Linked DNA regions of Homo sapiens: region 2 is linked to region 1. A link is an interaction called in ENCODE POLR2A ChIA-PET data of the cell type or tissue named here. Cell type or tissue: OCI-LY7. All regions are shown on one strand.

Region 1 (2,500 bases):
CTGGCCTTTTTTAAGGCCATCCATCTGCACACTGATTGAATTCTTGCTTCTGTATCCTAGAGCTTGGAACAGTGTCTGGAAAACAGTAGGTGTTCAGTGGAATGAAGAATGAGTAATGGTGTTAAAAATGAATAATATGTAAGGACTCCTAATATAAAGACAATGAATGAATGAATGAATGAATGAATGCAGCCCCAGGATACTTGCCTGCGAGTCCCAGGTTGCTGGACGCAGAGCACCTACGGTCCAGTCCTGGCTCTGCCTCAGCCTCGATGTGTGGCTTTGGCCAAATCTCTGGGCTTCATCTGCCCAAAGTGATGGTTGCCTGATGAAGCTTGGTAGAGGGGGACTGGAGCTCGAACAGGGGTCCCCGGCCCACCGACTCCTCCTGCCCTCAGCGCCCAACCAGTGCGACCTCAACTGCCTGGCTGAGGGGCACGCCTTCTACCACAGCTTCGGCCGCGTCCTGGACGGCACCGCCTGCAGCCCGGGTGCCCAGGGGGTCTGCGTGGCTGGCCGCTGCCTTGTAAGGACTCGTCAGGCCCCGCCCGAGCCCCGCCCACCTCCCACTCAGGCCCCACCCATCCTAGGCTCCACCTCCGCCCTCCTCCCATTAGCCTCCACCCCCTCCCTAGGCTCCACCGCCTTCCCCCTCCCCTTCCAGGCCCTGCCCCCAGCCCCCCTTAGGCACCCACTCCCGGGCGCCAAGCCCATCCTCCTCCCGCCAGGTCCTGCTCCTCCCTAGGCTCCACCCCCATCTTCCCTCCAGGCCTCGTCCTCTTGCTCCCAGGCACTGCCCTTTCCCCAGGTCCTGCCCCTCCCAGCGTCAGTGACGCCGCGCCTGTCCTTCACCCTTTAGAGCGCCGGCTGTGATGGGTTGTTGGGCTCGGGTGCCCTCGAGGACCGCTGTGGCCGCTGCGGAGGCGCCAACGACTCGTGCCTTTTCGTGCAGCGCGTGTTTCGTGACGCCGGTGACTACCTGCCCCGCCCTCCCTGCACACACGTCAGAGTGGGCCCTTTAACGAGCCGTGGCCCGGAAGCAAATTTCCGTGCTGATTGGCCAGTGTGCGGCCCAGCCCCCCTTTCTCCTCATCCTGATTGGCTACTGACAGATTGTCCCGCCCTTCCCCAGGACAGATGGGGTTTTAACCCTTTCCCTGCCACACTGAAGCAATAGTAATTGTAACTCCAAACGTTTACGGAGGGTTTTCCGGTTCCCAGGACCCTGGCTAGCTGTCTTACCCGCAGTAGCTCATTAAATCCTCAAGTCATCGCTCAAATACACCCCCACTGGCACCCCAACACCCTCCTACCCTCCCACCCAGGTGCCTTCGCTGGGTACTGGAACGTGACCCTGATCCCCGAGGGCGCCAGACACATCCGCGTGGAACACAGGAGCCGCAACCACCTGGGTATCCTAGGATGTGAGGCGAGAGGCACCCGGCTGGGCACCCGGGGGCGGTTGTCCCTGTTTACAGATGGGGAGACTGAGGCCTGAGGAGGGGACCCCAGGGTCTGGGAGACGAGACGACAGGTTCCTGAGGGCTGACTGTTCCCTTGCAGCACTGATGGGGGGCGATGGGCGCTACGTGCTTAATGGGCACTGGGTGGTCAGCCCACCAGGGACCTACGAGGCGGCCGGCACGCATGTGGTCTACACCCGAGACACAGGGCCCCAGGAGACATTGCAAGCAGCCGGGCCCACCTCCCATGACCTGCTCCTACAGGTGCCACTGGGCCTCCAACAGGGTCAGAGGGGGTCGGCTGGGGACAGAGGGGAGAGGCTGGGGACAGAGGGTAGGAGTGGAGGTGACTGGGGCCAGAAGGGGGAGTCTGGGGTCAGAGGGGAGAGGCTGGGACAGAGCATCAGAGGGGGGAGGGTGGGGACAGGGTCAGAGGGGATCAGCTAGGGACAGAGCATCAGAGGAGGGAGGCTGGGGGCAGACAGGATCAAAGTGGGGAGGCTGGGGTCGTAGGGTCAGAGGCAGGAGGCAACCCCAGCCTCCTGTGAAGCTCCCTGTGTCCCCTCCCCTGCTCCAGGTCCTCCTGCAGGAGCCCAACCCTGGCATCGAGTTTGAGTTCTGGCTCCCTCGGGAGCGCTACAGCCCCTTCCAGGCTCGTGTGCAGGCCCTGGGCTGGCCCCTGAGGCAGCCTCAGCCCCGGGGGGTGGAGCCTCAGCCCCCCGCAGCCCCTGCTGTCACCCCTGCACAGACCCCAACGCTGGCCCCAGGTGAGGTGGGGACAGCCAGGGTGGGGGATGAGTGGGGACTGAGGCCTGTGCCCCTCACAGCACCGCCCATCCCACAGACCCCTGCCCACCCTGCCCTGACACCCGCGGCCGCGCCCACCGACTACTCCACTATTGCGGCAGTGACTTTGGTGAGACCCCCGACCTCTACCCTGACTTAGCCCCTACTAACCTGGCCTCCTCCTGACCTCTGACCCTAATCTGACTTTACCCTTGACCCCTTCTTCTGATCCTAATTTGCCTCTTGACCCT
Region 2 (2,500 bases), 330 kb before region 1:
CAAAAGCACCTTTTGGGGAAATGGTCTCTCCTTTCAGAGTCCACAATGTCCAGAGGTCTGAATTTCCTTCCTTTGGGAAGGGCTCGCGGGTGTCTGCTGGCTGGTGTGTGTATTGCCTGTGACTCTTGGCTCCCCTGGGCTGGGTTGATCTTGCAGGCTGTGTCTTAGAGCCCTGGGGTCCAGGACAAGGAGGTGGAAGCCCCTGAGTGGAGTCCCTTATCCTTAGCCCCTTAGAGATGCCTCAGTCCCCTCCACCCCCGCCTGCCCTCCTGGGGCCCAGTCTCACTGCTGCCCACCCCTGCCTGGGGAGGAGAGCCTTCCCGTTAGGCGGGCTCTTCCTCCTCTCTGCATCCCCGTTAGCTGGAGCCTTGGGAGGGGAGACCAGTGTCTCCCTGACCTGGCCTTGCTCCTCCTCAGTAATTGTGCTCTGTCACCTCCCCTTCATGAATCTCTGCAGCTCACGCCACAGTGGCCTTGGCCTGGCCCCTCCACGTCACTGGGCAGCCGGGCTTCCGGGGCTGGGGGAGGGCTGGCACTAGTTGCCCTGTTCACCAGGCGGGTGGCAGGGTGGCGTGCTCTGCAGCCGGCTGGGTCAGGGAGGAGCCGGAGCCTCCCCCAGTGAAGTGGGCCGGGAGGGCGCCCTTGAGCTGCTGCTGGCCTCCGCAGCCCTCCCCCTGGGTGGGGGCTGACACCCAGCCCCAGCCGGCCGTTTCCCTGCCGGGAGCATCCTCCTGGCCTGGCAGCTGTCCCTCCCCGCACAGAGGAACTGGCAGCCACAGTTGCTGATCCTAGTTGGGTGCCCTCGCTGACTCCCAGGGTCCTTGGCTGTGAGATGGTGCCAGAATGGGCCCCTCTGCGCCTGCTGGGCACATGGGGTGACGTTTCCTGGAAATGCCTTGGCTGTAGCCTGGCACAGGCAAAGAAGAACCTGTGGCTTCTGTGTGATGTTCCCCTGCCTGCCCGTACCTCGTGGCCCTCCACACAGTCCCGCGGAGTTCCGAGTGGTCCAAAACAGACACACGGATCCTTCCTCTTGTCTAAATGCTACTTAATTTTATTTGTTTTAGAGACAGGATCTTGCTCTGTTGCCCAGGCTGGAATGCGGTGGTGTGATCACAGCTCATTGAAGCCTTGACCTCTTAGGCTCAAGAGATCCTCCCACCTCAGCCTTCCAAGTAGCTGGGACCACAGGCATGCAACCATCACACCCAGCTCATTTTTTGTATTTTTTTGTAGAGACGGGGTCTCGCCGTGTTGCCTAGGCTGGTCTTGAACTCAAGCAGTCTGCTCATCTTGGCCTTCCAAAGTGCTGGGATTACAGGCGTGAGCCACTGAGCCTGGCACTAAGTGTAATTTTTTTTTTTTTTTTTTTTTTTGAGACAGAGTCTTGCTCTGTCGCCAGGCTGGAGTGTAGTGGTGTGATCTTGGCTCACTGCAACCTCTGCCTCCTGGGTTCAAGCGATTCTCCTGCCTCAGCCTCCTCAGTAGCTGGGATTACAGGTGCACGCCCCCATGCCTGGCTAATTTTGTATTTTTAGTAGAGATGGGGTTTCACCATGTTGGCCAGGATGGTCTTGAACTCCTGAGCTGGTGATCTGCCCGCCTTGGTCTCCCAAAGTGCTGGGATGACAGGCGTGAGCCACCGTGCCTGGGATGACAGGCGTGAGCCACCGTGCTGGGATGACAGGCGTGAGCCACCGTGCCTGGTCCCTAAATGTAATTTTAAAGATGGGCACAACACTGCTGTGATTTCAAGGGAAAGGCGGCAGCTGCCCGTGACCAGGCCTCCTCCCACCTCCTCTGCAGCCTCCGGGTCCCGGCCTCCCGCTGTCCCTGCAGGGTTCCCGGGAACAGGAGGGGCCTTCCGCCTTCGCAGGTACAGGCAGCGGGCAGCTGTTTTCCACTGCACTTTCATCACCCGGTGAGGCTGCATTCGTCCCCGTGGGCCTTAAAGCAGCACACTCTCTCTCAGCGCTGGGCTGGGAAGTCCAAAGTCAGCCTCGCTGGGCTCAAGTCAAGCTGTGGGCAGGACTGGGCCTCCCGAAGGCTTCCGGGGAGAGTCAGTGCCCGCCTTTCCCAGCATCTGGAGGCACCTGCATCCCTCGGCTCAGGGCGCCTTCCTCCCCTTCAAACCCACAGCACAGCCTTTTCCAGTCTCTCTGACTCTCACCCTCCTGCCTCCCTCTTTAAAGGACCCTGTGAGGACACTGGGTTCCCGGATAATGCAAGATGTTCACCCACCCTCAGGGTCCTTTGTTCAAGTCGCACCTGCAGTCTATTGGCTGAGTGAGGTGGCCTGGCCACAGGTCCCAGGGATTAGGATGGGGACTTACCTGGGGAGGCTTTTGTTCTGCTGGTGGGTGTGTCTCGGGGGAGCAGCTTGGGAAACCAGCCATTTCTTTTTTTCTTTTTCTTTTTCTTTCTTTTTTTTTTTTTTTTTTTTTTGAGATGGAGTTTTGCTCTTGTTGCCCAGGATAGAGTGCAATGGCTCAATCTTGGC

The links. ChIA-PET counts read pairs that join two places held together with the same protein. Peaks named below come from ENCODE experiments on the same cell type or tissue, not always from the same donor. Only the 100,000 strongest peaks of a DNase experiment are listed, where the experiment ranks them.
Region 2: POLR2A ChIA-PET joins it to region 1 with 5 read pairs; 3 of 35 experiments call an interaction of 5 or more read pairs at or near these places.

The regions. Positions count from the first base shown.
Region 1 is chr19:1,506,469-1,508,968 of GRCh38, reverse strand. ADAMTSL5 (ADAMTS like 5) reads left to right here. Exons shown (of 12, transcript NM_213604.3): 6 at 399-526; 7 at 860-971; 8 at 1,326-1,412; 9 at 1,564-1,727; 10 at 2,041-2,230; 11 at 2,308-2,379. LOC124904609 (a long non-coding RNA gene) reads right to left here and starts at 977. Exons shown (of 2, transcript XR_007067084.1): 1 at 853-977; 2 at 1-305. RefSeq lists a silencer at 852-1,051 and an enhancer at 376-1,225. In OCI-LY7, no CTCF peak of the experiment used is centred here; DNase peaks (open chromatin) are centred at 718 and 1,058; H3K4me3 peaks cover 1,135 bases; H3K27ac peaks cover 556 bases.
Region 2 is chr19:1,831,791-1,834,290 of GRCh38, reverse strand. The region is part of intron 1 of REXO1 (RNA exonuclease 1 homolog); the gene reads left to right. Among named protein-coding and RNA genes, the nearest start is that of REXO1, 15 kb to the left of the region's middle. In OCI-LY7, no CTCF peak of the experiment used is centred here; no DNase peak of the experiment used is centred here.